Linked DNA regions of Homo sapiens: region 2 is linked to region 1. A link is a loop called in an ENCODE intact Hi-C map of the cell type or tissue named here. Cell type or tissue: endothelial cell of umbilical vein. All regions are shown on one strand. Each heading gives the region's core, and the rest is flanking DNA. Links, peaks and the distances in the headings are about the cores only.

The links. Peaks named below come from ENCODE experiments on the same cell type or tissue, not always from the same donor. Only the 100,000 strongest peaks of a DNase experiment are listed, where the experiment ranks them.
Region 2: it touches region 1 in a loop (4-fold over the local background); 2 of 110 quality-filtered maps call a loop at or near these places.

The regions. Positions count from the first base shown.
Region 1 is chr6:1,587,422-1,603,750 of GRCh38, reverse strand. No RefSeq gene overlaps it. Among named protein-coding and RNA genes, the nearest start is that of FOXCUT, 9.9 kb to the left of the region's middle. RefSeq lists a silencer at 6,019-6,253 and enhancers at 7,364-7,413, 7,290-7,843, 9,048-9,565. In endothelial cell of umbilical vein, for the core only: a CTCF peak has its summit at 7,340 (motif pointing left); a DNase peak (open chromatin) is centred at 7,300; H3K27me3 peaks cover 182 bases.
Region 2 is chr6:2,569,093-2,585,421 of GRCh38, reverse strand. No RefSeq gene overlaps it. Among named protein-coding and RNA genes, the nearest start is that of LINC02521, 57 kb to the left of the region's middle. In endothelial cell of umbilical vein, for the core only: no CTCF peak of the experiment used is centred there; DNase peaks (open chromatin) are centred at 6,511 and 8,601; H3K27ac peaks cover 3,783 bases.

The sequences.
Region 1 (16,329 bases), core at 2,682-10,681:
AGAAATAAGAAAAGACAAACTATGGCAAACAGGCGAATTTCCACAGAAATAAATGTCTGCGAGGAAAGGAGGCACTTGCTCTGTAGTGTTTAGTTATGGTCGCCCTGGTAGTTCTTTTTAGTCCGACCGGGTTGACTATAAATGAAGGCAGCAGAGAAATGCAGAATTTACATTTACTAAAGGTCCGCTTTGGCTTGGGGTCACAAGGACCCCAGTGGGAATTAGAAAATCTCCCCACTCACTAGATGGAGCAGCACCTCCCCCCACAAAAAAAGGGGTTTGGGGCAGAGTGTGCACGCTAATGAGAGGCAAATTTATTCCATGTTTCTCCAATCTTAAACACGGACACTCATAACCACAATTATAAAGACTGGTAGGATGCACAGAACACTTAGTATGCGGTCATCCTGCTGTGTGCTTTAAACACTCCTTTCACCTAATCCTCACAAGGACGCTGACATGGATATTATGATCTACATCTTACACATGAGGAAACTGAGCTTAAAGAAAAGAGAGAGCTTTCCCAAGATTACACAGCCCTCGCAGTTGCACTCTGCACAGGCTCACTGGATCTAAGACGCCACTTATGATAAGGTACAGTGCTTATGAGCCACTAAGAGGGGAAAAAACTAAATTATTAAATATCATCAGTGGTAAATCTCATCTCCGTTTCAGTTGCTAAAATGAAAAAAAAAATGTGCATTTCAGATCGATGATACGTTTACTAATCCATGTAATCAACAAACACATAGAGGCCTGCTCCGTGTTTGGCTTTCTTCTAGCAGCTGGGTGTGTAACAGAGCACCCTTTGCAGACATCCATGAAGCTAAATACTAATTATTATGGGAAGGATGTTTACCCACAGCAACCGTTGAATCTATTATATATGTGTACACATACTGACTTGCACTGGTCTGGTTTATCTGCACACTTCCATACTCTTCTAGAGATGCTCACGCCAGTGCTATGAGGAGAAACTGGTATACGCGCATGCACAGAAAAATGGTATATATTTGGACACAGACATTCTGTATAAACGAATAAAGGACCTGCTGGTGAATGCATTGTTCTCTCCTCCTGGATGCTATCTGGTGGCTCCTCTCCTGCTTTTCCCTTCATTTAGTTTCCCCAAGGAAGATTCTCCAGAAAACACAGCAAATAAAGCAGAGAGGCTCTTTTCTGCCCCTGCCTCAATGGTGGGCCCGCTCTTACCCACAGCTCCAGACAGATGGGCAGGCAGGCAGGCAGGCCAGGAGCCTCAGAACACTGAGGAAGCAGGAGCAGTTCCTCTCGGACCCATGGCAGACGTCAGCCAGAGGAGGCTGGAGGAGGGATGGGCAGCAGGAGGTGGGTTTCAGGTTGTAGCTCACCTCCAGGACACCATGCCGGGGCTGTCCAGAAGTCACCAAAGTCAAGCCCTTGGCATCATAGAGAGGGAAACTGAGGCTCTCAGAAGAGAGCTGGCCCAAGATGGGGAGGGCTTCTACCCAGGACTTGCAGTCTAGTGCGGCCTTCCCCCAGCAGATGCCCAGGCTCCTCCGCCTTCAGTCCCACCAAGGCCTAGCGACTAACGCAGCTGTTGTCTTTGGCCAGGTAGGCCTTGAGGGTCAGGGTTGGGGTAGGAGCAGGGAAAAGGAGAGAGTGGGTGGCAGGGAAGATGAATGAAGGGCGGAGGGTGGCAGGGGCTTTTTCCTTTTCCAGGAATTCCTCCCTTGCCCAACACAAGCTTGGCTTGGGTCTGGACGATTGACCCAAAGGCCAACCCTTGGGGGAGAGAAGAGAACCCCGGACGCAGAGCCAGAGGAGGCCCAAGACCTCAGGCTCCGGAGGTGTTTGGCCACCAAGTGCGCGGGGCAGCAGGGGCCCTACTTTCCCGGGGTCCGGCCCGCCACAGGGGTGCCCAGGGTCTTCTCTGTGCGGTCTTCCCTCGAAGAGCCGGGGAAGCCCAGTCCTGCCGGAGTGGGGCACAGGGCACCGCGGCCCAGATTCCCCGCGGAGCGCCCGGCCCTGCCGGCCGCGGCGACAGTCTGGGGCGGTCCTGCTTCTCCTCAAGACCAGCCGATGGGTCGGGGCGCCTGGTCTCCCGGTGTCTCCCCGTCGTGCGCAGGAAGGTGCTTTTAAAGGCCGGCGGCCGGCGCGCGAGCTCGCACACCGCAGCCGCGCCGGCCTGTGTTTAGTCTGGCGCTGAGGTCCTTCCTGAGCAGATGGGAGGAGGAAGCCTTCTCCAGGCCGTTCCTGCCGTCGCCCACCCGGCCCATCCATCATTTTCTCACCTACTGGCCCCAGGACCGCGAAGTCCTCACTGAGAGCTGGGCACAAAGTCCGGGCCGGGTCACAGACCCCCGCCACCTCGCCCGCGCGTGAGAGCTTTTCCTTCTTCCTTCAGCACAAAGGCTGCCATTATTGCATGTCCCTGTGATGAAACACGCACCAGATTAGATAAGGCTGAATTGCACTTTTATAGGGTGCCAGTATCGTCCATGAGACACTCTCCTTTTATTCGTGAGAGTGTGCGCTTATAAGAATGGTTTGCTTGAGTAGTTATCACTCTCCTCAAAGAGACAACATCTACACACAGAGTGACTTCTTAGGGAAGGACTGCGGGATGCCCAGAGCGGGGGAAATTAGTTACTCGCCGAGAAAGAGCAAGTTACTAAAAGTTGCTGACCTCTGGGGCCTGGCCCAGTCAGCCAGGAGCACTGTTTTGCTTTTGTGTGTGGCAATTCCGCATGGTGCCCGGTGCCATCCCAAGAAACGCACCCTAGGAGTTTTCATTGTTTGCCTTTGTGAGCATTTGCTATCAAAGATGCGGTGTTAGGCGTATTTGTTTTAGTAAGGAACGCATCCAGAGGCGGGCAGACGTGTCACTGGGAGAATGTTTTGGCAGGAGCGGGGCAGGGGTTTTACATAATAGGAAAACAGATGCAGCTCCACCCTTCGAACATCAAGGCAAACACATCCACGCATTTTGTTTAATATCAGTCACATTGTCTACTGTCTGCTGGAAGTAGGTTAATTTTCTAGTAAACACCACTCTTACTGCTGCCAACTGTTTTTTTCTGGAATGGGCTCAGACTCACCCAGGTCCTCCTGCTTTGTTCATTTCAGGTTGTCTTTGGATATTTTAAAAGAGCTAATGCATGACAATAATATTTCCATATATATATGGAAATACATATATGTGTGTGTGTGTGTGTATATATATATAGAGAGAGAGAGAGAGAGAGTGTGTGTGTGTGTGTGTGTGTGTGTGTGTGTGTCTTAGTGACCCAGGCTGGAGTGTAGTGGAGGGATCCTTTTGCTTCTAAACAAAGCTTGAGAAAACTATACCTCGTATTTCTCTTTCTCCTTAGTTGGGCAAATTTTGCATTTCCCTTGATTATGCATTAAATGGAGTAAAATCAGTTTTTCTAATTCTTTTTTTTTCTTCTTGCTTGTTTGTACATCAGCTTTCCTGATGATATCTCTATAGCTCTGCCGATTTCAAGGAGATTCAATTATCAGATGGTGTTGACAGTCTGCTGTAAATCTCATAAAAGGAGAGTTGGGCTTTATTTTCTGGCTGTGCCAGACATTTTCCAATTAAGCATTTAGAACCTAGAAGGCATCCCCGACTAGATCAGAGTAATATGAAATACAGGTCAAGTGCTGGATTCAAAGTCCTTAGCAATGTCCCTTTAAAAACAAATTTCTCTGATATGCCCAGATCTGGGTTTCCAATATTAGCATAACTTTCAGTTTTATCCACCAGGCAAACAAATGTTGTGTCTACATTTGGGGCAAAAAGAAAATGATGGATGCATAATTTCTTTCTCTTAGGAAGAGTTTCTGGAATTTTGAGGGTTCACTCTGGTGTGTCCCTGGATGGCCTCAATTCATCTTCCCCCAGGTGACCAATTGCTGGCCATTTAATATGCATTATTTTTAAAGTTTGACATTAGGTGGATGTGGAGGGATAGAAGACAGAATGGGGGTGGCATCAGAAAAGAGATCAGAGTCCAGAACTGTGAAGAAAGAGTGTGATGGGCCTTTTACTGCGACGACCTTCTCTGAGGAAGCACGAGGACTGTGGTGCAAATTCCCTCATATTTGGAAGGGCTCATTGATGACCATAGGGAGCAAACTGTGTGACAGGGAGAGACGTCGCAGGGAAGCTCCCCTTCCCCTGTTTGGTGATGCCTCTGAAACCCCCGGGATGGCCATGCACAGAGCGTCCCTTGGCGTCTGCTGGCTGGATTGCGGACCTTCTGGCTGCAGCTTGAGACGCCTTCTGTCCTTTCTGTTTTAAAAGATACAGGACCTCTCTGAAACTTCGGTGCTGATTGCTTTGACGTAATCGTTTCCTTCATTAGAGACCCTGGGCCCTGGGGAGGAGAAGGGACAGAGGGAGGAGGTGGCGTAGAGAAGGCCCCTCTGGTGAAGACAGCAGGGGAAACCCGCACCCACTGGCATCCAGAACTTGGAGGGGGGCAGGGGGCGGTCCCAGGATTTGAGCTTCTCAGCCAGCTCCTCCGTTCTAGGGGCAGCCGCTTCCTTTCCTCAGGTGCAGAGGAGACTGGGCTGGCTGGGCCTCTCCAGGCCTCCGCAGGTGGGTCCCGGGGCGCAGGCACACGGAGCACTTTAGTGCACACGGGCAGGAAACTTCTGGACCTTCCTATCGCAGCCACCCAAGGGCGGATAAAGCAGGTGCGGAGGCCGGCCTGGGGAGCAGAGGCTGCCTGGCCGCTGGCGGGTCTCCGGCGGAGGAGGCACTCAGGTGTGGGGCCAGCGCTGGGGCTCGCTTCTCTGCGGGAGCGTGGGTGTCGAGTGTGCGTGTTCACCCTGAATATTTTCCATCTCTGTGCGGAGCTCTATGTCTGCCCGGTCCAATTTCTGCCCACATTCCGTAAACGCCGTGAAAGGCCATTTTTCTTTCTGAAGCAAATCCAAAATAATACACACGATGAAGTGCAGGCAGGATGCCTGTGGAAAAAAGAACTTCTCCAATTATTTCAATGGAACGAAATAGCTGGGCTCTCCAAGCAAAATCTGACTGAGAAATCTGACCTTCCTCCATTGAAGGCCGAGGAGGTCCGGGGGACACAGCCTGGTCACCAGCAGCCACAGGTTAGACCAGGCAGTGCAAGGCCCCGCCGGCCCATCAGGCCCAGGGGCACGACGGGCTTAGCTGTGCCTCAGTTTATTTTTTCTCAAAGGAATGAATCATATCTATCTCTTATAACTTAGACGTTTGAGCTGTCTTTTAAGAGGGGTTTTAGTGAGATGATTCAATGGAGAACCTTCGGAATGCCTTTGAGAAAAACTGTAAATACAGGAAATTAAAACACGAGGATAAACCGCAAGTGAGAGAGTGTGGTGGGGCTCTGAAGTTATGGTTCTGTCGCGAGAGTCGAAGGGTCCCCATGCTGCCGGGAGCCGTGTGTTCGCGTCTCACTCTGCTAAGGAAAGAAGCCGCAGACAGAGGCGGGCAGCATGGCTGGGAGAGGCTCAGATGCCTGCAGGGCCAAGGAAGTCTTCCCCTCAGAGCACCTGCCTGTGCCTCTCCCCCATCATAGTTTGTGTATAAGCCGTCTCAATGAGCTTCAGAAAAAATTGCATCATAGTTTGAAACAAAGGGAGCTATGAAGTCTAGGAAAAGTCATCCTTTATATGTCGCAACAGATATTTAGATTTGTAAATATGCATAAATGACTAACATGCATATCATACTAGTTTACTCCAGTGTGAGTTCGATGTTAAACACAAGTGAGGCTTTCAACAGTGAAATATTTTAAGCCAACTAGATGTCCACTACTAAAAACATCAACTTAATGGGATCACACCAAAAAAGAAGAATGAGGACTTTGCAAAGCCTGGAATGGCGAGCTGCAGATGGATTCATTTGGATGGAGAATGTTAAAGAAAATGCAAAATAAAAATGATGGCCGAGGTCAGGGGGTGATGCTTGTATGATTGTGTAGGTTTTAAAATTACACAGTGGGAAAACAGAATTTGGAAAAACACTGTTTGCCATTTGAGAGCTCAGAACACATCCAGAGAAGCCTCTGAGAAATCCCCACCAATAAGCATGGGACCAGCGGTGGGACAGGCAGAGAGCCTCACAGAAGGCGTGGGAAGAGAAGGAAGCTGAGCTGGTGGGGGAAGGAGACGTGTAAATGGCCCGAAGTAATTTGGTGAGAGGAAGAGATAAACAAGGGGCCTAAAGCCCTGGGAAGCCAGAGAAGGAAAGCCTCCGTGACTCCCAACACCATGGCTTCAAGTGTCACACAAAGCCCCTTATCTCCCTCTGGTCTGATGTTATCGCACCTTTAAATGGTAAATCATTTATATAACATTTGCTGATTCACAAAATGAAGGCACTGAGAATTAACATGAGGATGGGGGGGATAGTTAGGGGCACAGTCTTCGGGAGTGTGGATTTCCCTTGTCACCTGGCATAATCTTATCTCTGGGGCTTATCGTGGGGAGGTGCAGAGGCAGGGAAGGGGCCAGAACTGGAGCTGGGGGGAGGGGGCTGGTAAGGAGGGTTGAGGGCTGTTCTTTTGTTTTTTCTGGGCTGGTTGTGTGTGTGTGTGTGTCCCTGTGAGCCTCCAGGGCAAATGACTCTGGCTTTCCCAGGGGGAGAATTTTCATGAAGCCTTGTCTCTTGGCAAGTTGACTATTGGAACTTCACTCTGCACATTGTAACAGGGGGAGGAGGAGCCTGGGATCTTAGGTGATGTCTTAAACAGAAGAGAGGCTCTGAGAATAGGAAAGAGTGAGAGGAACCAAGAAGTTCCCCATGTTCAACTCCAGCCAAGATGAGCTTTCTTGTCCATCAGCGTCTACAGAAAAGAAATTGCTTTTAAAAATCCGTTATTTACTAGCCTGTTTCAGACATGCTGGATGCGATCAGTGGCATTTTATTTGGGGCTACAAATTAAAGAGAGCTTCCATCTTTTGTACTTATTTGTTGCAAACTTAGTTGCTATGGGTTTAATGCATGGTGTTCTCTTATGATTCCAAATAAGCTAGAATTGGACCTTGTTTTTTGTGTTTGTTTGTTTGGATTATTTACCAATTTAACAGTGGGGCATTGTATACCAACTTCAGTGACTCTAAAGTTAGTAAGTTCTGATAACCCACTGCCAATGGGCCTTGGTTTTCAAGACTGGAACCGGTGGCTTTAGTTATTTCTCAACTTCATAAGAAAGTATTGGCAAATTATTTCCCACCCGCGCCCCCTCCCCTCCTTTTGTTTTCGGTTTCCCCAGCAGGAATCCAGTCTGAGTTGAGGCGCCGGTGGGCAGGGACCGTGATGGAGCTCTGATGCCATCTAGTGGCAACCCGGAGAAGCGCACTTAGATGCCTCGCCTCGGCTGGAGTGAAAGCCCAGGCGGTTTCGCACCAGCAAGGTGGTGAGATGTGTTTGCCAGGTGAAGTCCTTGAGCCTTAGGACAAAGCATTTGCAAGCCAAGGACCTTCCTACCACATTTGGAGTGGAAATACACCGCAAGGGCTTTACGGCTGGGTCCGTAGCGTGACTCCAGCTCATGAGGGAGAGAGAGCAGCTGAACGTCACTGTGGGAAACCGGGGTGTGCTTCGGTGGGCCTGTTCCCCTACCGCGGGCCAAAAAGCCCTCGATGAACTTCGTTTTCCTTGCTTTCTGCTCGGTTCTCTCCAGCTTCAAATCCAAATGTACCCAGAGGCAACGGAGGCCCAGAAAAGCTGAAGATGTGTGTGCAGCACACGGCTCTGCTGAAAGGGCTGAGGGCTGTGCTTGGCCAGCGTGGCTCACATTATCTCCAAAATTAATATTGACCCCGTTGTTACCCCTCCTCAAAGAAGACCCCCTAAACCAAGCTGTTCTTTTGGTGCTCCACGGTAAACTTGGGTAGTGGAGGCGGGGAGAGAAGAGGGTGGGAAGGCGGAGGAGGGCCAGGGGAGGTGCAAGCCCCCCGTGGTTTGCAAAGTGCAGGCTGGCACCCGCGGAGGGAGGTGGGAAGGAGAGCCCCGAGGAGCAATCTCAGGCCCAGTGATTTCAGGGAAGAGTGTGTGCAGAAGTTAGGGAGCTAGGAGCTGAGTTTCCTAAAGCGATCCACACCTAGGCAGCTGCTGGAGAGTCTGTGTGAGGCACGTGGCCCCCAGGGTCCAGATGCTCACTGAGAGAAGAAGGGGCCATGACCACCTCACCCTACTCAGTGCTGCGCTTCTGAACTGGAAGTAGACCCGGGGTGCCCGGACCCGCTGTAGGGGAGGCAGACGCCCGCTGGGGTCCAGGAACAGCCGCCCACCCTGGCCTGGTGTGCCCCGGCCGGCACGGCCCCGCGGCCATCCTGAGGAGCAGCCCTGGGCTGATGGGGCCCCTGGGGATCCCCAGTCTGCTGGCAGACACTTTCCGACCATCCTGGCTGCCTTAGATGTGGGTGCGTCACCTAAAAATACAGCCTGTGGAGAGACCTCAATTGTGGTTCCCACGAGGGGGCATGATGGGTGAAATTAACTGATAAAACAAAATGTTTGTAACTGCCTCCGACGATTCCCGGGAATTACAGAAAGCTCACCTTCGTCTCTCTTAGTCATTGGTTTATTCAACACAGTATCCTCAATAAAGCAGCTAGGACTGCGCGCTATTGTGTCGCAGGCCCCCACCCCCCCGTGACAAGCTCAGCCCCTCCCTTTCCTCCTCTGCTTTGTTGTCACACGAGACACAGGTGGGGGGGACCGTGGCCTGCCTGCGCACGGCTGGAGAGCGGGAGGGCTTGCAGGGGGCGGTGAGGTTGAAGGACATTTCAGCATGGACGGCTGATGGAACGCCTAGAGAGCAGGCTGGGCTTTTGGTGCAGGGTGTTTAGGCTGTACATTTTGAATGCTAATTTCTAAGTCCTGGGCCTGCCTCAGTTGTCGCCATCGGTTATGGTGAGGGCGCTGCAGCCCACGCTGTTCCTCGCCACCACGGCTGGTGGCCAGCCACCTGTCTCACCCAGCGCCCTGCCAGGCTGGGGGCTCCTCCAGAGACCAGCTTCCATGGCGAGGTGCCTGCCCCTCCCTCCTCCCTTGGCCCGTGGCCCCCGAGGGCCCAAGTCAGCATGAAACGCCTGAATCCCGGTGGGAAAAAGGGCCTGCGAGGTGGGTCCCGGCTGGGCAGGGCCGAGACACCCTGGGTGCTGGGAGGGGCGTGGTGGGGCTGCCCGAGGCAAGAGCCGCGCAGGGATGTGGGATCCCCCGCAGTCGCTCCCTGCCCAGGTATTGCCTGACTGCAGTTACATAAAAAGCCTTTATGGGCTGGGGGGAGTGTGTAATTTGTTCTGGAAGAACATAAAGTTCATTGTTTTCCCTCAGCTGTGGTCACTCTGCTCCATCTGTGCTATAAGCGCTCACAACCTCGTCTCTTCCGCAGGCAGTTTTTTCCACGGGCTTCCATGAGGCAGGTTTTAGACGACAGAATTCTAGCCCTTTAGGAATGAAAGAGAAATCAGGGCTTTCTCTCCGTGCCACGGTGGTGAGGCGAGTATTCTATCGAAGCCCACGCTTGGCACGTTTGCTTGTCTCCCGGGCCATTGGAACCGTGTGATCCATAAGGCGCCTGAGCGCGCGTTTGGTCAGAGGGGCTCGGTCACTCGCCAGGGGAAACCCTGGGTGCGGGAGCTTCCTCTGCATTTGGGCTGCACCTTGATAGACTCAGAACCTACAGGGAAAGATGACGGCTAACTCCGCCGACCTCTCAACCGGGAGAGCCCCAGAGAGGAAGCAGATTTGTCTCCTGGACTATCGAAGTGTCCCGGTGGCAAGCTAAGCGGAAAGCTAGTAAGTGGGTGAGTCTGCCCTTGCCAGGAATTCCTCAGCCGTTTTCTGTGCCTTCGTCTGACTTTTTCTTTTTTTAGGATGGTAAAATGAAAACAGCTTATCACACACACGCACACACACGCGCACACACACGCACCTGAATTCCCCACGGAAGCTACAGGAACGTCACCGCCCTCGGCTGCCAAGCAGATTCCAGTGAGGGCAGAAAGAACACCAGTCAAGCAAGGGAGCACTTCCTTGTCCTACAACCTCATCCCAGAGTCTATTTTTGTTAAAACTCCAGAAGAAGGAAGGAAACCCTCCAGCACCCTCACATGTGTTTCTTTCCCACAGGAGAGTCTTGTCTTTTCTTTTTCCCGACCCCCCTGTCCCTTGGAGAAAGAGACCTGGGTCCTTTGCCAGTGGGTGGTGCTGCTGGGGAGAGCGAGGGGGCCCGAAGCTCCTACCTGTGACTTTCTTCCTGGGACGCAGGCTCAGAGTCTCTGTCCCTCCGAGGCCAGCTCTTCCGGACAAAGGTGGCAGGGTCTGGGGTCCCTTTGGTTGGGCAAAGAGATATGCAGAAACCCGACAGATTAGCACAGGTTCCCAAAAGCATTGGATGCGTTCATGGGGTGGGGGTAGCCTCGGCAGGGCTTCCAGAAAATTCGCTAAAGGAGGAAAAGTTCTTCCTTAGCCTCATGAAGCCTGACTTTGTGTCTGATTTTCTCACCCCCGTTGTGTGTTTGTAGAAGAAAAATCCCTGGGAATTGCCTCACTCCTCACAAACACTCCGCACAGCCTTCAACATCACCCAAGGATCTTTTCCTTAGTTCAAAGGAAAAATGTGCTCTTTCAGTCCATGAATGTACCCCTTTCTAGCCGCAGAATCATCACATCACGCACTGTGCATGCCGCACCTGGGGGCGGGGGATGATCAGAAAGCGCTTTCCTTGTAGTGTCTTTTCCACTGAATATACCTCAAAATCAGACTTACCTGGCTGCAACCTTCTGCTCATGGGCTGAGTCTAGGGGCATGCATATGCTTTTTTCAGTTGTCATGTTATTTAAGTTTTGTTTAAATCGATTAGAATGAGCCCCTGCTTTTTGTGGTCTTTCATGTTATTGATATTTTTGAAGAGTCCAGATCAGCTGTCTAGTAGAATGTGCCACCATCTGGATTTGTTAAATTATTTCCTCACAATTATATTAGGGTTAAACATTTAAAAATTATTTTAAATTCCGGGGTACACATGCATGTTTGTTACATGGGTCTGTTGTGTCATGGTGGGAACTGGGCTTCCAATGTACCCAACACCCAAATATTGAACATGGTACCCAATAGGTATTTTTGCCCCTCCCCCTCCTCTCATCCTCTCCGCTTTTGGAGTCTCCCATGTCTATTATTTCCATCTTTATGTCCACGTGTGCCCATTGTTTAGCTCCCATTCATAAGTGAGAACATAAGATATTTGATTTTCTGCTTCTTAGGGTAATGGCCCCCAGCTCCATCCATGTTGCTGCAGAGGACATGATTTCATTCTTTTCTATGGCTGCATGGGAAGAAGCTTGTATTTTATTAAAGATTAAGCAAGATCCATGTTGCTGAGGATGTTTTGTCTGTGTGTGTGTGTGTGTGTGTGTGTGTGTGTGTGTGTGTGTGTGTGTGTGGAGAGGGGTAGGTAGAGTATACCGGAAGGAAGTAGGACTGTAGATGTTGAGCTTTTTGTCCTCCAGAATTGAATGTGGGCCACGCTGGTGTTTGTGGAGTTCCATGATGGCTGAGCTGTGATGACTGATGTTGCCAGGAGCTTTGTCTGTGTGGACTCGACCCTCTGCCATGTTGCCCAGTTCTCCTTGAAGTCAGTGGAAGCTGCATGGCCTGGCCTGGCGCAGCTGCAGGTGATGCAGCCACTGTTAGGTGAGCCTGGCCTCATTCAGAAATGATCTCCAAAATTCTTTAGAGAAAAGGGGGAGACTGCTGTGTGAAAAATGTCTGCTGATGCCTGCAGACCTTCCTAAAGCTGCTTGCGATTACAGCCGTACTTTATTGTCATGATGTTTCGAATGTAGTAGATCTTGACCACAAATTAGCCGAGAAAAGAACAATATTTTAGCATGGCAGCCACCCTGCTGGGAATACTGTTTTGCATCTGGGGCATCATTTGGTTGTTTCTGTTAGGAATTGAAAAAAAAAACTGCTGAGGGTAGAATGAGAAAGAATTAGAAAGAAGACAGCGTCACACACAGGGTTGACAGACTGGCTGCAGATTGAGTGCAAATAGCACATTTACCTGCATGCCCTATCAGAAAGGGCCCGAGGAAGAATGCCTGGCAGCCGGATGACGGCTTCTGTTTTCTTCCCCAGGTTTGGCATCTCACAGCACCCAGGCTCACCCATAGTCTGTTCACTTTCTTGAAACCATCCTGTTCAACTTCTGTAAGACATTTTCTTGACAGAAACTTTGTTCATTGCTATCCAAATACAACACCTGATTCTCATGATCGCGGTAGTTACGTTCTGCAAAGTCACCACGAACACTGACTCAGCACATCATGAGCCATTGCTCCTAGGAGAAGCACAGGGTTGGGTTCCTGCAAGCCTCTGGTCACATTTTTGTCCACTGACCACTACACTTTGTTTTTGTTTGTTAGTTTTTTTTCTGTTGTTGTTTTTCTTGAGACAGGGACTCACTATGCTGCCCAGATTGTAGTGCAGTGGCACTATCATGGCTCACTACAGCCTCTGTCTCCCAAGCTCAGGTGATCCTCCCACCTCAGCCTCCCGAGTAGCTGGGACTACAGGCACACACCACCATGCCTGGCTAATAAAAAAAAAATTTTTTTCATAGAGATGATGGCTCACTATATTGCCTAGGCTGGTCTCAAACTCCTGGGCTCATGCAATCCTCCTGCCTCGACCTCCCAAAATGCTGGGATTATAGGCGTGAGCCACCATGCCTGACCTACACTTTGTTTTATGTGTGTTCTTGTTTAAGGTCACTATATTTAATATATGATTTTGATTCATGAACATTAAACTCAGAGTGACACCACCAGCACTTGTGCCTGAATGGAGTTTCACCGACACACCTGGCTTCTCGCCTTCTGTGCTCAGAAACACTACATAGCTCAGCACTGTGTTTGGGGCTACCCTGGACTTGAAACCACCAACACAAGCGTGAAAATGGGGCACTCAATCAGCTGTGGACAGGGTGCGTGTTTACCACATGAGCTGGAGCGTGGCATGGTCAGCCAGGATCATGCACATCAGGAAACTCCAACGTTTTGCCGCTCAGCACATGTCCACGAATAACTGGGAAAGCAGCACCAGGGTTGATTTGGGAGTTACGAATAAGTTTTAGTTAGGAGAACAATTTACATATATGGAATCTGTGGGTCATGAGGGCTGATCATATATTGATGCAGCCAATGTGCATTTTTAAGATCTGTTGATTGTGGATAATGGTTAACTCCTAGGAAGTGAGTTTTGGGTCTTATCTAATGTCAAACCATTAAAAAAATTAATTGCATTTATACAGTGTTTTGTTGGTGAAGACATGACTTGGGAAATAACTCTTTACTTTTCTTGCCCCTTGAAGTCTTTCAAGCTTGTCTCTCCAGGTTGTCTTTCTACATCCATCAAGGAAATCACCCACCAAACACCTTCTGCATCCCTGGGTGTGCAGAAGGACCTGGTGTTAAGCCTCATTTACCTGCCAACAATAACAGAGTTCTGGGATGTCCTAAAGACCAGCATTTCATCATCGTTGAACTAGGAATATGAGCATGTTCAACAAATTGGGGGAGAGGATAATTTCACTTAGGGATGGCGTTTTTGCCCTCTTGGGCTATATTAGGGAAAAATATTTCACGTAAAGGATCTCTTTCATGTGGCCTTTTCACATTTTCATGAAAAGGGAGGTTTATCAACTTTTTCCTAAGTGAGATTATGACGCTGCCCCCGTAGGGCACCATTCCCTAAGCTGAGTGCCGTAGAGAACCAGCAACACGGGTTATGCAATTGTATAAACTTGGGAATTATGAGCGACGTTGAATTGTTTCCTGCTGCAGACCTTTCCAGAGCCTTCAGCAGCTAATGTACCTTTTGAAATCACAAGGTATGGAAGGCGTCTCACAGAGTTGACCATGGGATGATCTCCTGGATTTGTGTTCTCTAGGCTTATTTTGGGAAACACCCCGATAAGGACTGGATGGATGGTGCACAGAATACACAGGGAGTGTCCGAGGCTGAGGTGCTGCCCCAGTGCTTGGTTTCTGGTGTTGTTTCCCTCATGGATAGAGGGCAGGCAGGGTGGCGGCCACAATGAAATGAAAGATTCCCTCCCGTTGTCTTGCGTAAGTGAAGTGATGGTTGCTCTCTTTTCTCTTTAAGTAGGTATTAGGGGATCATTGCCTGGTTTTCAGGCACTGAAATGGACACGCTCCTCTCTCATGCCTGATTGTGTAAGAAGCATTTATTAACCATGATGAGGAGCAGACGCTGCCTGGTGTGGGCAGTGCACAGGTGAATGAGACCTGGAGTTGCCAAGAGAAGAAAGAAACTCGTAGTGACTTCCCTTTGATCTTGCTTTTCTGGGTGCGTTGATAATCATCTCCACCTCAGTTACCAAACACAAAGATTTCAGGAGTGCCTTGGCCGAAGTTCACTGCCGGCCAATCCCAGTCTTGTAATGACTATTGTTGAAATGCTGTGGCTTTTCCTTCCCTGTTCATATGTCTTGTGTGGACAGTGTCACATGCCCAGCCACCAGATCATAATAGTATGTTTAAAAGATTGCTCTAAAATGGGCTTTTGGAAGGGGAGTCAATCAATCAACCAATCAATCAAGGGAGTCATGAATTCTCAATGTGCCTCTTTTACTTTGCGCAATTTGAGACTTCATATCAGTCATCTCTGTCCATGAGAAAACATGATGGCATTGTAGTTAAAGGCCTCTTATGTGCCAGTCACTGTGCTGAGTACTAGGAGACAGCCCGTGAGATGTAATTTCTGTCCCAATTGAAAGAAGTAAACAGTAACAATTACAGCTGCCGTTTATCAAATACCCACTCTGTACCAAACACTGCTTGAAGACTGAAGGTTTGCTCTGAACAATCACTCTCATATTGCTGGCAATGTTTCATACAAAGATTTTTTGAATGGAATTGACTATAATTGTTGGGGAATAAATGAAATTGCAAAGCACCTTGTACAGCATTGGCCTTGTGGTAAGAGTGAAGGAAAATAGCCTTCACTGCCCATTGTAATTATAATGCCGGGCAACATCTGTTTCTTATTCATCTTTGTCTTCTCAGTACCTGGCCCAGAACACACACTTGATAAATGTTTGTTAACAATGAATGATGGGCTGGGCGTGGTGGCTCACGCCTATAATCCCAGCACTTTGGGAGGCCCAGGCAGGCAGATCACTTGAGATCAGGGGTTCCAGACCAGATTGGCCAACATGGTGAAACACCGTCTGTACTAAAAATACAAAAGTTAACCAGGTGTTGTGGTGTACGCCTGTAATCCTGGCTACTCAGGAGGCTGAGGCAGGAGAATTGCTTGAACCCAGGAGGCAGAGGTCGCAGTGAGCCGGGATTGTGCCACTGCATTGCAGCCTAGGCAACAGAGCAAGACCTCGTTTCAAAAAACAAAAAAACCAACCAACAAACAAAAATCGATGATGATGACTCAAGTAAGAAATAACAATTAACTACTCGGCAAAATAGAGTAGATAGACAGTCACTTTCATACTTTTAACTTTTAGACTTGTTTATTTTGCTCATTTGGAGAACTAATGACGTGTGACTGACGTGGAGACTTGAGTCGAGTCATCAGATAAATCAAGGCAGTGCCGGGTATTAGCACGCATTATCTTGATAATTCAGGCACAGATAGTTTGGGGCCACATATTCTTTGGAAAATGTCCTTACTTTCACGTGAATTTCCACATTGTGGATTGGCGGAAGTTCGGGAACATTACAAACGCTTACCATGAACTCAGGACAACTTGCTCTTAGATGTGGGTCTATATTTTGCAGGAAGGGTTACCATGGGATTGATTCTGAGCAGGCAAGGTTCTGCATGGAGATGGCTTTAGGATAAGTATATGGGTTTTCCTGTGATGTCGACAGCACATGATATTTCCATAAAGGTCACTTAACATAAGCGCACAAAAGCCTTCATGGGTTGTAACGCTGCAGCTGCCAAGCCAGGTGAGCCAAGTCTCACTGCCTGGGGAATTGTGCCGGAGTCAAGACTAGAACCGGCGCTGCCTGGTGTTAACAGGAGCAAACAGGTTCGTGGCAGTGATCTATGGAGTCTCATTTCCAGCTCCTTTATTCACTTGTTCATAACTTTCTGCCAAATTCTTTGAGGCTGAAAGCTTTCTTGTCTGGTGCTGGGCCATGACTGCCCAAAGGTAAATTTTTCTGGAGAGTTTCTGCCAGAGCTATTAAGCCTTTCTTGAATCAATGAAAAAAGAAATTCTTCATTTGAATTTGTTGGCGTCGGTTCTCTGGTAATTCAGCACTTAGCCCAGTCACCCAGAAGATCTCTC
Region 2 (16,329 bases), core at 3,706-11,705, 980 kb before region 1:
ATACAAGATTAATGTATACAAATCAGTAACTCTTCTATACATCAACAGCAACCAAGCAGAGAATCAAATCAAGAACTCAACCCTTTTTACAGTAGTTGCAAAAAATAAAATAAAATAAAATACTTAGGAATATACCTGACAAAGGAGTTGAAAGACCTCTACAAGAAAAACTACAAAACACTGCTGAAAGAAATCATAGACAACACAAACAAATGGAAACATATCCCATGCTCATGGGTGGGTAGAATCAATATTGTGAAAATGACTATACTGCCGAAAGCAGTCTACAAATTCAATGCAATCCCCACCAAAATACCATCATCATTCTTCACAGACTTAGAAAAAACAATTATAAAATTCACATGGAACCAAAAAAGAACTTGTATAGCCAAAGCAAGACTAAGCAAAAAGAACAAATCTTGAGGCATCACACTATCTGATTTTAAACTATGCTATAAAGATATAGTCACCAAAACAGTGTGGTAGTAGTATAAAAATAAGCACATAGACCAAGGGAACAGAATAGAGAACCCAGAAATAATCCAAAATAATCCCAAATACTTACAGTCAACTGATCTTCGACAAAGCAAACAAAAACCTAAAGTGGGGAAAGGACACCCTTTTCAACAAATGGTGCTGGGATAATTGGCTAGCCACATGTAGGAGAATGAAACTGGATCCTCATCTCTCACCTTATACAAAAATCAACTCAAGATGGATTAAGGATTTAAACCTACGACCTGAAGGTATAAAAAGTGCTAGAAGGTGACATTGGAAAAACCTTTTAGACATTGGCTTAGGCAAGGATTTCATGACCAAGAACCCAAAAGCAAATGCAATAAAAACAAAAATAAATAGCTGGGCCTAATTAAACTAAAGAGCTTTTGCACGGCAAAAGGAACAGTCAGCAGAGTAAACAGACAACCCACAGAGTGGGAGAAAATCTTCACAATCTATACATCTGACAAAGGACTAATATCCAGAATTTACAATGAATTTAAACAAATCAGTAAGAAAAAAAACAAATAATCCCATCAAAAAGTGGGCTAAGGACATGAACAGACAATCCTCAAAAGAAGATATACAAATGGCTAACAAACATATGAAAAAATGCTCAACACCACTAATGATCAGGGAAACTCAAATCAAAACTACAATGCGATACCACCTTACTCTTTCAAGAATGTCCATAATCAAAAAATCAAAAAACGGTAGACCCTTGGCATGGATGTGGTGTACAAGGAACACTTCTACACTGCTGGCAGGAATGTAAACTAGTACAGCCACTGTGGGAAACAGTGTGGAGATTCCTTAAAGAACTAAAAGTAGAACTACCATTTGATCCAGCAATCCCACTACTGGGTATCTACCCAGAGGAAAAGTCAATATTTGACAAAGATACTTGCACACGCATGTTTACAGCAGCATAATTCACAATTGCAAAATTGTGGAACCAACCCAAATGCCCATCAATCAACCAGCAGGTAAAGAAACTGTGATGTGTGTGTGTGTGTGTATGTAAGTGTGTGTGTGTGTATATATATATATATGATGGAATATGTATATGATGGAATACTATGTAGCCATAAACAGGTATGAATTAACAGCATTTGCAGTGATCTGGATGAGACTGGAGTCTATTATTCTAAGTGATGTAATGCAGGAATGGAAAACCAAACATCGTATGTTCTCACTGATATGTGGGAGCTAAGCTATGAGGATGCAAAGGCATACGAATGAGTCAGTGGACTTTGGGGACTTGAGGGGAAGAGTGGGAGGAGGGCGAGGGATAAAAGACTACAAATATGGTGCATTGTATACGTGGGTGGTGGGTGCACCAAAATCTCACAAATCACCACTAAAGAACTTATTCATAAAACCAAATACCACCTGTGCCCCAATAACTATGGAAACAAATTTGAAAAAATGTTCAGCATCACTAATCATCAGGGAATTGCAAGTCAAAACTACAGTTAGGTATCATCTCACCCAAGTTAGGATGGCTATTATCAAAAAGACAAAAAGACAAACAAACAAACAAACAAACAAAAAAAACATTGTTAAGTATATAGAGAAAAGGGAACTCTTGTATGCCATTGGTGGGAGTGTAAACTGGTACAGCCACTATGGGGAACAGCATGGAGGCTCCTCAAAAAACTACAAATAGAACTATCACATGCTTCAGCAACCCCACTACTGGGAATTTATCAAAAGAAAGGAAATCGGCACTTTTAAGACATCTGCACCCCCATGTTTATTGCAGCACTATTCCCAATAGCTAAGATATGGAAACTATGTAAGTGTTCAACATAGACAAATGAATGAAGAAAATGTATGTTATATATACACAATGAAATACTATCCAGTCATAAAGAGGAATGAAATACTGTCATTTGCAGCAATAAGTGTGGAAAGGGAGGACATTACGTTAAGTGAAATAAGCTCAGAACAGAAAGTTAAACACAACGTGTTCTCACTCATATGTGGAAGCTAAAAAAAAAAGTTGATTTCATAGAAGTAAAAAGAACACAGGAGACTAGAGCCTGGGAAGGGTAGGGGAAAGGAGGGATTGGCAAAAGAACAGCTGGATAGGAGGAATAGGTTCTAGTGTTCTTCAGCACGGTAGGATGACTGTAGTTAACAGTGATGATACGGATAGTGTCAATAGCTAGAAGGAGGAGGATATGGAATGTTCCCAACAAAAAGAGATGATAAATATTTGACCTAAAGGATATGCTGATTGCCACTATACATTATATATATCAAAACATCACTATAAAGATGTATAATTATGTCAATCAAAAAAATTTTTAATAAAAAGGAAATGAAAAAAGAAAACATCATAGAGAAGAAAGGATACCTGCCTGCATAGGTTTTCATTGCAAACGAAGGTGGCCTATCTGATTCTCATTTCTGCACAGTGGAATGTGGCAGCAGCCCCTACCGGTGACTGAGTTCTCATCATAATGGCAGAAAACACGGTTTTGAAAGCTGATATCTTTAAAGGCAGGTGTGACCCAGCAGCCTACGCTGCAACAATCACTTTTATTTCTTACACTGCTCGTGGGCTCAGTCTGACCGGTAACTTGCACCAATAGTACAAGCCAGAATGCCAACCTGCCCACTTCCATCTCACACCAACCTTGATGTTCTATTGGGTACTGAAACCAAAAATCGAAGTTTAGCTGAAAAACACACATCTACTATGTTGAGCATCTACTGTGTGGAGCGATTCTAGCATTCTTGATTTGTTTTGTTTTATTGCTGCTGTCATTTTGTTTTGCGTTTTAGTGGACAGACCTCTCCTTTGAGGCATCTTTTACTTCTTCTCTGGTGGAAGCCAAAACCATCGGTCTTTCACGTGCCTTTCTAATTGTTTTTAACCCACTGTGATCTAACCCAGTGGCTGACAGAGAAGGAGCTGGAGGAGATATGAATTGCTGACTGAGTCTCCAACAGGTTGGAGTCTAGGAGAGAGGGAGACTTGGGCTTTAGTGTAGACCATTGTTGAATTGTGGGGTAATCTTTGAAGCCATGCCCAGATTCTATACAATGGTGCATTTTAAAGATAGGAAAAACAAATATGGAAGAAATGAATAAACCAAAAGAGATAGTATCAGTGCCCTGGGGCTTGATTAAAACAACAATAGGACAAGCAGAAACTCTGGTAACTCCCAGACTGGGAAGCCAGTTAGGGATTTGAGGGCTGTTTTTGCATGTCTTTTAATTTAGCGTGACATACTAAAAGAATCTTAGAGTATTTTGGTTCATTTTTCCTGTCCTTAATTCTCTTTTATTGGTTTCTGCTTCGACGTTACCTTTTAGTTCGGTTTTGTTTGATGAGAAATGGTTTTGGAATTTTGACTCAAAAATGGAGGGATTCTTTATCTATTTTGTTCCTGGATCAAATAAAATCACCGAATGTCTGACATCAGTTCTACTGTTTGAGATCTTTTATGCTACTCCTTTAATTCCTTCTCACATGGGGTCTGAAATCCTGAATTGGAAGCTGTCATTTCCCTACCAGCTCTTCTGTCACCTATTTTATAAATTCCCTGAAGCCAAATCACATTAGTCTACCCTTCCTTGAGGTTAACAGTTGATTTAATTTAACTGTGTCTCCTAGGAAGGCCCTTTCACTAGCTATCCTGGTTGGCAGCGTTTCCTCTTTCTCTTGGGCCCATGTTTCCTCCTTAGAGATAACAAAGGCCCCATTTTTTCCCTCCTCTCCATACATAGCCGAGAAGTTTAACAACCCACAGCTATTCACTCTGCTCCCAGTTATTTGTCCAGCAGTGTCCCGTGTGTACGTGCATGTGTGTCTGGTGTAGGGAGGTGCCCACCAGGGCAGAACACACTAGAAAGATATCACTGCTTTTGCCCTTCAAGACCTTACAACTTAATGGGGTACATAAGATGGCCTTAATGTAATTAAGCAGACAAATTAAAGCAGACAAATAGGAAAAAGCTCAAATGGGAGAATAAGAAAAAGTAGTAGAGCAACAACAAGAATTTGTTGAATGATTCTTAATTCATTGCCAGGCACTATACTAAGCACATTGTGAGCAATATCCTATTCAATTCTCTCTACAGCCTTACAAGTCTGGGGGACTATGATTAGTCCCATTTTACAGATAAGACAATGAAGGCTCTGAAGTGTTAAGTGACTTGGCCCAAACCGCACAGCTACTGCATACAGGTGACTTCTGGTTCTGGGGCCTGAGCTTGTAACCATGGCCATGTCCTTGCTGTGGGTGCGACAGACTCTCAGAGCAGGAGCAAGTCAGGAAGAGCCACACGAGTCGGAAGTTGCACAGCTGAGCTGGGCTTTGAGAGACTCACAGAGTTCAGCTCAAAGGAAGGGCATTTCAGGAGGCAGGTGGGAGGATGGAGGAGAGCATAATAATGAGGCATGGTGAACGGCAGGAAAGGTTGGGTCAGGGGCTTGTGCACAGAAGGTGGCCACAAAACATGGGACTCGACGTGGCAGGCTGCAGGCGGGCTCCAAGCCTGAGAGACGATGTGGACTGTGGGCTTTGGCTCAGCCGTGGCTCAGGAGGCACCGGCGCTGACGTGTAGGTGCTGTCCTGGGCTGGGCTGGTGTCTGCAGGATGAAGCAATGGGGCATCCTCCAGTTTATTCCAATTTTGGGTTTAGTTCTCCTTTTTGAAATTCCTTTTCTTTTATGGTTACTTTAATTCTGTTCACTTTTGTGAGCAATGACTTTGAAATCATGACTCGGAAAGGTCAGAGAAAGAGACACCCGGAGACCAATAATCACCAACAGGGCTGGGGACAGATTCAATAGGAAGGAAAAAAAAACCAAAGGCTTCCCCAAAGGCAGGCTCTGGGTGTCTGGAAATGTGGTTTTGCTGACAGAATTAGGACAAGGAGCCAGTCTGGGGGAGGATGACCTCAGTTTTGGATAAGTTGAGTCTGAGGTGACATCAGAGAGCCGGTGGAGCAGTCTAGTCGGTAGCCTGGGGTACAGCGAGAGGTCAAGGCCAAGAGAACAGGCTTGTTATTTTCTTTCTCTTTATTTCCAAGAAATTCCACATTGCCACTCCCACACCCTACCTTTTTTTTTTTTTCCTTTTATATGGCTACTAGATTTTTCCAGAACCATCCAGACACTTCCACAATCCCAGCACCCTTCTAGTCCAGCCTACACAGCCCTGTCTCCATGACAGGCTTGGTAAAACTGCCCCCATGGAAAGCGTTGCTGATTCCTCACCAGAATGTCTCTCTGCAGGAAGTGCAGACTCCCGGGAGCTTTGAGAACGTGGCTCATTACTCATGGTCTGTCCAAGCCCTGCTGTCTGTGCAGAGGGGACTCTGACTTCAGTTAGGTCTGTGACATGCACTCTCCCATCAGGGGCAGCTGCCAAAACCCAAGCAGAAATCTACAGTGACGGTTTCCATTCACAGATAATATTGTGTGTGTGGCTGGCTGCGGACTGGAAATGTGGATCCTGTCAGTACCACTGAACTCACTTGGAAAACGCGGCTGCAATGTGTCACGCACAGGCACACTGGCCAGAGGCCGGGACCCAGGCCCTGCGGCGGTGGGAGCTGCGAATGCACTGACTGGACGTGGGCCCTGTCAGAAACACTTCATCCATCAGTGCGCAGCCCACTGGGGCCCGGAGGGCTCCATGAAAGTCACCGGGCCCTGAGACACCAGGAATATGCTTCCTGTGCTCCAAGATCACCCAGTACCCCTCTGGTCCCTTCAAAGGCTGTGATTCCACCTCTGAAAATGGGTTAGAGAAACCTGGCATTAAACAAAGATGATGAGAGTCCACCGCTTCAGACTGAACTCCTGCCCTAGGCCCCAACAGACCAGGCCAAATCAAAATGGAATCACTCATGCCAAATGTCACATCATCAAACTGAAACTTGAAGGAAGCAAATAGGGCCCAAAACAGACCAGTTTTTCCTGAAAACAGGAGATTCCAGTCTACTGAGTCAGCATAATAAGGAAGTTACGTTCTCCAAACCTTCCAAAACAAGTATCCTCATGCTAACCAGTCAGCTTTTTTCTTGTTTCCCTGTTCCCACCTTACCAAACCCACTGTTCTGCTCTTGCCCAGTGAGATCTCTCATTCTGTTTAATAGAAGGGAGGCTGCCCTGGTTCATGAATCATGCATAAAAGCCAATGAGACCTACAGCTAAATGGGTTGTAATTTTGTCAACAGGTAGGTTTGATGTGCCCTGGGGTTAGAGGTGAGAGCAGGTATGGGCTCTGTGGGTGAGGCCCTGTGGACCAGGGCATGGAGGAGGCCGTGTGGCTTTGTGGAGCCACACAGCAATGGTGTGGGCTGCTGGGTTCTTCTAACCACAGCAGGACAACAGGTCCCTGAAGCTGGAGGCAGCCCCAGAGGCATCTCAGCCAGCCTTCTCCTTGTAAAGGTAAAACTCGGAGCTCAGAAGGGATCTGTGTCTTGTCCCTGTAGGAGTAGAAGAGAGAACTCTAACCCAAATCCCGGGATCCCTCCACTACTCCCTAACCCCCTTTTCAAGTGCGTTTCAAAAGAATGGGGAAGTGAGGCTAATATTAAGAATTTGTCACAGGTTATAACTGCTTTATGAAACAGATCTTCAGGTTTCTTGGTGGTGCAAAGGCAGTATCACCCTCCCCTTCTCACAGTACTGTGACTCCTTCTGCCAGGTTAGTTACAAATATAGGACCTGCTTTTTCTTTCTTTCTTTCTTTCTTTCTTTCTTTCTTTCTTTCTTTCTTTCTTTCTTTCTTTCTTCTTTCTTTCTTTCTTTCTTTCTTCTTTTTTTAATCAGGGGAAGCAAGGATTCAGGTAGTGCTCCAAGGCTAGGTGGTGTCCGCCCTCTTCAAGGCCACAGCAAGGCTCCAGGCTAGAAAAATCTTGGTTCCTTTACATGTACCTCTCTGGTTACTTTTCTTCTCATCTATAAAAACACAGCATTAGCCAGATGTGGTGGTACATGCCTGTAGTCCCAGCAACTTAGGAGGCTGAGGTGGGAGGATCCCTTGAGCCCAGGAGGTTGAGGCTGCAGTGAGCTATGATCATGCCACTGTGCTCCACCTGGGCAACAGAGCAAGATCCCATCTTTAAAATATGAATAAGTAAATAAAATCATAGTGGTAGGTACTGTGACTTCTACTGTCCTCCCAAGCTCTCAAATTCTATTATTCCATAAAATCAAAGTGGCTTTAGTCTTCCTGAGAAGTCCTTATCCACGCAGATTTTAGTGATAACACTCAGAGTTGGCGCTGGTGGATAGTACCTACGCTGGGCCTTTGTAGAAATCACACTGGCAGTGTGCGTAAGGAAATCTAAAATGGCACCAGTCTTTTTACTTTCTACAAGTCTGTCCTGGGGAAATAATCTGAACTGCAATCCAGATATATCTATAAGCATATTTATTATTATAACATTATTTAGAGAATCAGAGAATTACAAACTATTTCCAATGTAATTTCCAATTACAAACAATGTCCAATATAGGGCAGTGGTTAAATCTAGTCATAATGGTAATAGTACGCAGTTACCAAAACTATGTTTTCAGAGAATATTTGTAAGAAAAATACTCATAGTATGTTATATGTTAATATAATATACAAATGAAAATTGCCAGTAATCCTTAGTTTTAGGAAAAGAGATCTACAATTTATACATGAATTTTTAAAAACTAGAAATAAAAGAAAATGCTAGCAGTGAACATAGGAATCATAGATGATTTTTAAAAATGTTCTCTACAATTTTTAAGTTTTCTCTGAAGAATAGGTATATCTTTTATAATCATAAAATAAATAATGGGACAAAAATTACTCACTAGGACTTCTGCTTCCAGGAAGATAGAGTCATCCACTTTTCCCTAAGTCATCCACTTTTCCACCCTCTAAGTACAACTAAAGACCATGCACATTATCTACAAAACAAATATAAGAAGACTCTGAAAGATGGAGAAGAAGGCAGACCAGCTGGGGACATGACGGGCTAAGGAAAAAACAGCGGTGAGTTCGCTGGGTTATCTTCTTCTCTCATATATCCCTGTCTTGGAGCTGAAGAAGGCAGAAACCCAGGCACAGGAAAAAAAAAAAACAAAAAAAAAAGCCCCAACAAAAGCCTGCTCTCTCTAGCTAAAGGACCAGGAAAAGGGCAGATTAGCAAAACAGGATACTTTTAGACAATGACTGCTGTATTCCAGGCAAACAGCACAGAAAAAACTTTGCCCCCCAACCCCCACCCCACCGCCCAACACAAATAAAGGCCAGATAGGATGCCCAGACTTCACTCTTGCAAGGCTGCAATGAGCCCTAAACCCCGACTGGGGTGGTGTCAGAGAGGACTGAGTTGGGAGCTGGGACTTCCACGATAGTGAGTAATGAGCCTCCTGCCTCTCCCCATTCTCATAGTGTCATTGGACATCATGCAGAGAACTTGGACTTCTGCCCCCACCAATCAGTAATAAGTAGTGCCCCTCTTTTTCCCCTGTTGGAGCATTGCCACAGAAAGCCAGCAAAACAGAAAGTTTAAATAAGGTCCAGGGTTTTAGGCCAGGTGTGGTGGCTCATGCCTGTAATCCCAGCACTTTGGGAGGCCGAGGCAGGTGGATCACCTGAGGTCGGGAGTTTGAGACCAGCCTGACCAACACGGAGAAACCCTGTTTCTACTAAAAATTCAAAATTAGCTGGGTGTGGTGGCACATGCCTGTAATCCCAGCTACTCGGGAGGCTGAGGCAGGAGAATCGCTTGAACCTGGGAGGCGGAGGTTGCAGTGAGCCAAGGTCGCGCCATTGCACTTCAGCCTGGGAAACATAAGCGAAACGCCATCTCAAAAAAAAAAAAAAAAAAAGATCCAGGGTTTTATATGCCCAAAAATGTCCAGGCTTCAATAAAAAAATTACTCATCATACTAAGAACCAGGAAACTCACAGTCTGAATGAAAAAGGACAATCAATAGACACCCACACCAACCTTAGAAAGATGTTAGAATTATCCGAAAAGGTTTTAAAGCAGCCATGACAAAAAAAGCTTCACTAGCAAATATAAACAAATTTGAAACAAAAGAAAAAAAAATAAAAGTTTCAGAAAAGAAATAGAAAGTTTACACAAAAAAGAAGGCATAAAGAAGAACCAAATGGAAATTTGAAGGTTGAAATAATGCAATAACCAAAAATTAAAAACTCAGTGAATGGGCTCAACACCAGAATGGAGGAGACAAAGGAAAAAATCAGTAGTTGAAGTTAGAACAGAAGTTCCCCAACCTGAACAACTAAAAGAAAACAGGCTAGAAAAATAAATAAATAAACAGACGCTCACAAACTTGGAGGACTATAATAAAAGACATGACATCAGGGTCATCAGAGTCCCACAGGGAGAAGACAAAGAAAGTGGTGCTGAAAAAGTACTCGAAGAAATAATGATTCAAAATTCCCCAAATTTAGCCAAAGACATAAACTAACAGATTGAGGAAGTCAAGCAAACCCTCAACTGGATATACCCGAAGGAATCCACACCAAGACACATCACGTCATCATTCTAAAAACAAAACAAAACTCTTACAAGCAGCAAGAGAGGAGTGACATCTGGCCTATAGAGGAAAAGTGATTCAAATGTCAGTAGATTTTTCACCAGAAACCATGGATGCAAGAAGGAAGCGGCACAACATTTTTCAAAGGCTGAAATAGAAGAACTATTAGCCCAGAATCTTATATCTGATGAAAATGTTAAGGTATGAAGGAAAAATAAAGATATTTTCAGATGAAGAAAAATAAAGATAATTTGCTGCCATCATACCTGCTCTAAAAGAATGGCTAAAGGAGATTCTCCAACAAGTAAGGAAATCCTTAAAAAAAGAAAACAGAATCTTGAAATATCAGAAAGGAAGAAAGAACAATGGAAAGAGAAAAATGTGATAAATAAAATACATTTTCTTTTCTTAAGTTTCCTAAATTATGTTTGATGACTGATATAGTTATTAGAAGAAACATTTAAGATAGTTATTAAATGGGGGAAGATAAAAGGACATAAGGGAAGTAAGATTTCTGCACTTTACTTAAACTGGCAATATGTAGTACACTGTGATGTTATGTATATATAATCTAATGCCTAGAATAATCACTGAAAAAGCTAAACAAAGAAATACACTCAAAAATATGATAGATGAATCAAAATGGAATTCTAAAAAATGTTCAAGTAGCCCGACAGGAAAGCGGGAAAAGAAAACAAATAAAAAACAGAGTAAACAGAAAACAAAAACAAAAAAGTAGACTAAAGCCCTAACATGGCAAAAATTACACTAAATGTAAAGGCCTAAATACTCAATTAAAAGACACAGATTGGCAGATTGAATTTTAAAAATTGCTATATGTGCTGTCTAAAAGAAACTCACTTCAGCTATAACAATAGAGGCAGATTAAAATTAAAATAAAGAATATATTATACAAATATAAATCAAAATAAATCACTATTAGCTATATAGTAACATCAGATAAAGTAGATTTCAAAGCAAGGCAAACTACCAGAAACAGAGATATTACATAATGATTAAAAGCTCAGTCCACCAAGAAGACATAGCAATCCTAAGGTATGCACCAAACAATAGAGAAATATGTCAAATATGTGAAGGAAAAAATACATAGAATGAAGACAAATATATAAATCTGTAATTATAATTGGAAACTTCCACAACACTTCCTTCAATAATTGACAGAATAACAAGACAGAAAACTGGCAAGGATACAGAAAACCTCAATAACGTCATCAACCAATAGGATTGAATTGACATTTATAGAACACTCTGCCCCCAAATAGCACAATATATATTTTCCTCAAGCATCCACAGAAATATACTAAGATAGACTATATCCTGGGCTATAAAACAAATCTCAAAATTTTAAAAATATTTTAAATTGTACCGAGTGTACTTCTGACTAAAATGAAATCAAATTAGAAATTAGTAACAGAAAGATAACAGGAAAATCTCCAAACATTTGGTAACTAGACAATACACGTCTAAATAACCACAGATAACAGAGAAAGTCTCCAGGGAATTAAAAAAAATGCATTAAACTGAACGAAAGTGAAAATACAATGTAAAAATATTTGTGGCATACAACTAAAATAGCGCTGACAAGGAAATGCGTATTACTAAGTGCTTACATTAGAACAGAGAAAAAGCCTGAAATCAATAGTCTAATCTCCCACCGCAGGAATCTAGGAAAAGAAGAGAAAAATTAACACAAAACCAGGAAAAAAAAGAAATAATAAAGATCAGAGCACCAATCAATAAAATTGAAAAGAAAAGAGAGAAAATCAATGAAACTAAAGGATGGTTCTTTGAAATGTTCGATAAAATTGACAAGCTGGTATGAAGACTGACAAAGAAAAAAGAGAGTGGACACAATTTGCCAATGCCGGAAATGGCATGAAAGATCACTAGAGAACTTACAGCTATCAAAAGGATAGTGAGGTGATACTAAAATAAATAAATCTGACAACTTAAATGAATGGATCAACTTACTGAAAAGCACAAACTACCACCACTCATTCAAAATAAATAGATCATTAAATATCCATTTAACTATAAAGGAATTGAATTAATAATTTTAAAACACCCCAAAGATAAAATCTCAAGGCCCAGGTGGTTTCGCTGAAAAATTACACCAAATGTTTAAAGAATTAACACTAACTCTATGCAATCTCTTTCAAAAAATAGAAGAAAAGGGAATACTTTTCAATTCATCTTATGAAGCTAGAATTATTCTGGTACAAAAAAAAAAACAGAAAAAGGCAGTACAAAAAAAGAAAAATACAGACCCATATAGATGCAAAACATCTTATCAAAATATTAGCAAATAGAATTTGGCAATACATAAAAATATATGCCATGAGCAAGTAAAGTATACTTCAGTAAAGTAAAGCTGCTTAAATATTTCAAAATCAATGAATGTAACCTACCATACTAATATGCTTAAAAAAAACTATTAAATCAATTGGTGAAGAAAATACTTTCTAAAAATTCAAAACTGAATCATAACAAAAACTCTCAGAAAAATGCAAATAGAGGATAATTTCTACTTGATAAAGAGCATCTACAGAAACCCTACAGCTAACAATATACTTAATAGTGAAATAGTGAATGTTTTCTTACTTTTTTTTTTTTTTTATTGACCAGGCTGGTGTGCAGCGGCTCCATCTTGGCTCACTGCAATCTCCGCCTCCTGAGTTGAAGTGATTCTCCTGCTCTGACTCCCAAGTAGCTGGGATTACAGGGGCCCAACACCAGGCCTAGCTAATTTTTGTATTTTAGTGGAGATGGGGTTTCACCACATTGGCCAGGCTGGTCTTGAACTCCTGACCTCAGGTGATCCACCTGCCTCTGCCTCCCAAAGTGCTGGGATTATAGGCATAAGCCACTGTGCCCCACCTGAATGTTTTCTTTCTAAGATTAAGAACAAGGCAAGAATGTCCCATCTCTCAACTCCCATTTAACACAGTAGTGGAAATTGTATTCAATGCAATAAGGCGAGAAAATAAAATGAAAGGCGTACAGAGTAGAGGTGACGAAATAAAACTGTTCCTATTTGTAGATAATATGATGATCTATGTAGAAAATCCCCCCAAAATCCACAAAAACTCCTAAACTAATCATATTAATAAACTATTTAGCTAATAAGCAAGCTCTGCAAGGTTACAGGATAGAAGACAAACCAATGTATGAAAATCAAGTGTATTTATATATTCTAGCCATGAAAATGTGGACACCTCAATTAAAAATACAATACAGTTATAATCACTAACAAGCAGGAAACACTTTAGGGTAAATACAACAAAATATATAGAACTTGCATGCTGAAAACTACAAAATGCTAACAAAAGAAGTCAAAGAAGACCTAAATAAATGGAGAGATATACCATGTTTATGAATTGGAAGAGCTAAAATAATTAAAATGTCAATTCTCCCCACACTGATACACAGTTTATAGTAGATTGAGTAAAATCTGTGAATATATTCAGGTCATAATCCCTGGAAGGAGTAAAATCTGTGAATATATTCAGGTCATAATCCTTGGAACCTCTGAATGCTATCTTATATAAAGGAACTGGGCTGGGCATGGTAACTCACATCTGTAATCCCAGCACTTTGGGAGGCCGAGGTGGGCCGATCACCTGAGATCAGGAGTTCGAGATCAGACTGTCCAACATGGTGAAACCCCGTCTCTACTAAACATACAAAAATTTAGCCAGGCATAGTGGCACATGTCTGTAATCCCAGCTACTTGGGAGGGTGAGGCAGGAGAATCACTTGAACCGTGGAGGCAGAGGTTGTAGTGAGCCGAGATTGCACATTGCACTCCAGCCTGGGCAACAAGAGGGAAACTCTGTTTCAGAAAACAAAAAACAAAAAAACGGAACTGTGCACTTGTGATTAAGCTAAGGATGTTGAGGTTGGGAGACTATCCTAGATTATTTTGGGCGTCTAAAATGTAATCACAAGTGTCCTTATAAGAGGGAACCAGAGGGATAGTTGACGCAGAAGTGCAAGTGGGAGGTGAAAATGAAGCAAAAGGTTGGAGCAATGGACTTTGAAGATGGAGGAAGGAGTCCTAAGCCAAGCCATGCAGACGGCCACTAGAAACCAGAAGAGGCAAGAAAACAGATTCTTCCCTCAGAGCCTCCAAAATAAACCAGCCCTGTCCATACCTTAACTTCAGTCCAATATGTCTGAAGACTTCTCGCCACCAGAACTGTAAGAGAATAAACTCGTTGTTTTAAGCCAGTAAGTCTGTGAGAATTTGTTAAAGCAGTAATAGGAAACTAGTAAACAGGTTTAATGAGATTCCTACCAAAATCTCAACAAGATTTTTTTTTGTAGCTATAGATAAGCTTATTCTACATTTATATGAAAAAGCAAAAAAACTAGAATAGCCAAAAACATTTTTAAAAAGAGATGAAATTCTTGAAAGAATTTAGTCTACCCAATTTAGATTGATTGAAAGAAATTAGTCTACCCAATTTCAGGATTCCTTACATAGCTAAGACTGTGTGGCATTGGGGGAGGGATAGGCATATATAGATCAATGAAACAGAATAGAGAACACAAAAATTGATGCACACAAATATGCCCGATTGACTTTTGACAAAGGTACAAAAGCAATTCAATGGGGAAAGTATAGCCTTTTCAACAAATAGTAGACAAGTGGACATATATAGGCAAAAAAAAAAGAAACCCCTTAAACTAACCCTTATTAAATTTATATAAAAATTAATCAAAATGGATCATGCTCTTAAATTAAAATTAAAAATTATGACACTTTTTGAAAAAAATAGGAGGAAATCTTTGCGAACTAGGGCTAGGTAAAGAGTTATTAGACTTGACATGAAAAACATGATTCATAAAAGAAAAAAGTGATAAATTGGATTTCATCAAAACTAAAAACTTTTGCTATGTGAAAGTTTTAAGAGAATGAAAAGACAAGCTATAGACCAGGAAAAAATATTTGAAAACCACATATTTGACAAGGGACTAGTATCTATTAAACAAATATAGCAAGATTGCTGACAAAAAAACAAAGATAAAAAAATCATATTCTTCTTGGCAACTTCTCTGTAACAAGCAATTGGGAACTGAAAATAAGAAAACAATGCCCCTTAATAACACCAAAAAATGAAATACTTAGGTATAAATCTAACAAAATATGTACCTGATCTCTATGTATGAAACTGCAAACAACGGTGAAAGAAATCAAAGAAGATCTAATAAATAGGAAAATATTCCATATTCATGGACTGGAAAACTCAATATTGTTGAAATGTAAATTCTTCACAACTTGATCTATAGATTAAATGCAATCCCAATCCCAATGAAAATCTCAGTGAGCTATTCTATCGATATTGGCAAACTGCTTCTAAAATTCATATGGAAAACAGAAGATCTAGAATAGCCAATGCAAAACAAAAGAAGATCAAAGTTGGAGGACTCAACATTCCAATTTCAAGACTTACTATAAAACTACAGTAATCAAAGCAGCATGATACTAGCCAAAGAATAGACATGTATATCAATGGGATAGAATACAGAATCCAGAAACAGAGCTCCCCAGATACAGTGATACAGTTTGGTTCTGTGTCCCCACCCAAATCTCACCTTGAATTGTAATAATCCCCATGTGTCAAGGGTGGAGCCAGATGGAGATAATTGAATCATGAGGGCAGTTTCCCCCATGCCATTCTCATGATAGTGAGTGAGTTCTCACAAGATCTGATAGTTGTATAAGTAAGTGTCTGGCGTTTCCCCTGCTGGCACTCATTTGCTCTTGCCTGCTGCCATGTAAGATGTGCCTTTGCTCCTCCTTTGCCTTCTGCCATGATTGTGAGGCCTCCCCAGCCATGGGGAACTGTGAGTCCATTAAACCTCTTTTTCTTTATAAACTACCCAGTCTCAGTTATGTCTTTATTAGCAGCATGAAAGTGGACTAATACATAGAGTAAAATGATTTTTAAAACAAAAAAAAAAAATTCAGGGGCAAAGTCACTTCACTGGCAAAAGAATAGTCTCTTTAACAAATGATGCTGGAACACTTGTATGTACATATGCATAACAAACAAAGAATAAAAATAGACTTTACACCTTATACAAAAGTTAATTCAAAATGAATCATAGGCCTAAGTTAAATACTGCAAAATTATAAAACTTAGAAAATATACAAGAAAATCTATGTGACCTTGGATTGGTGATGAGTTTTCAGAAAAATATTGAAACAATATCAAAAGCATGATCCATGAAAGAAAAAAGTAGATAAGTTGAACTTTATTAAAATTAAATTTTATTCTGCAAAAGGC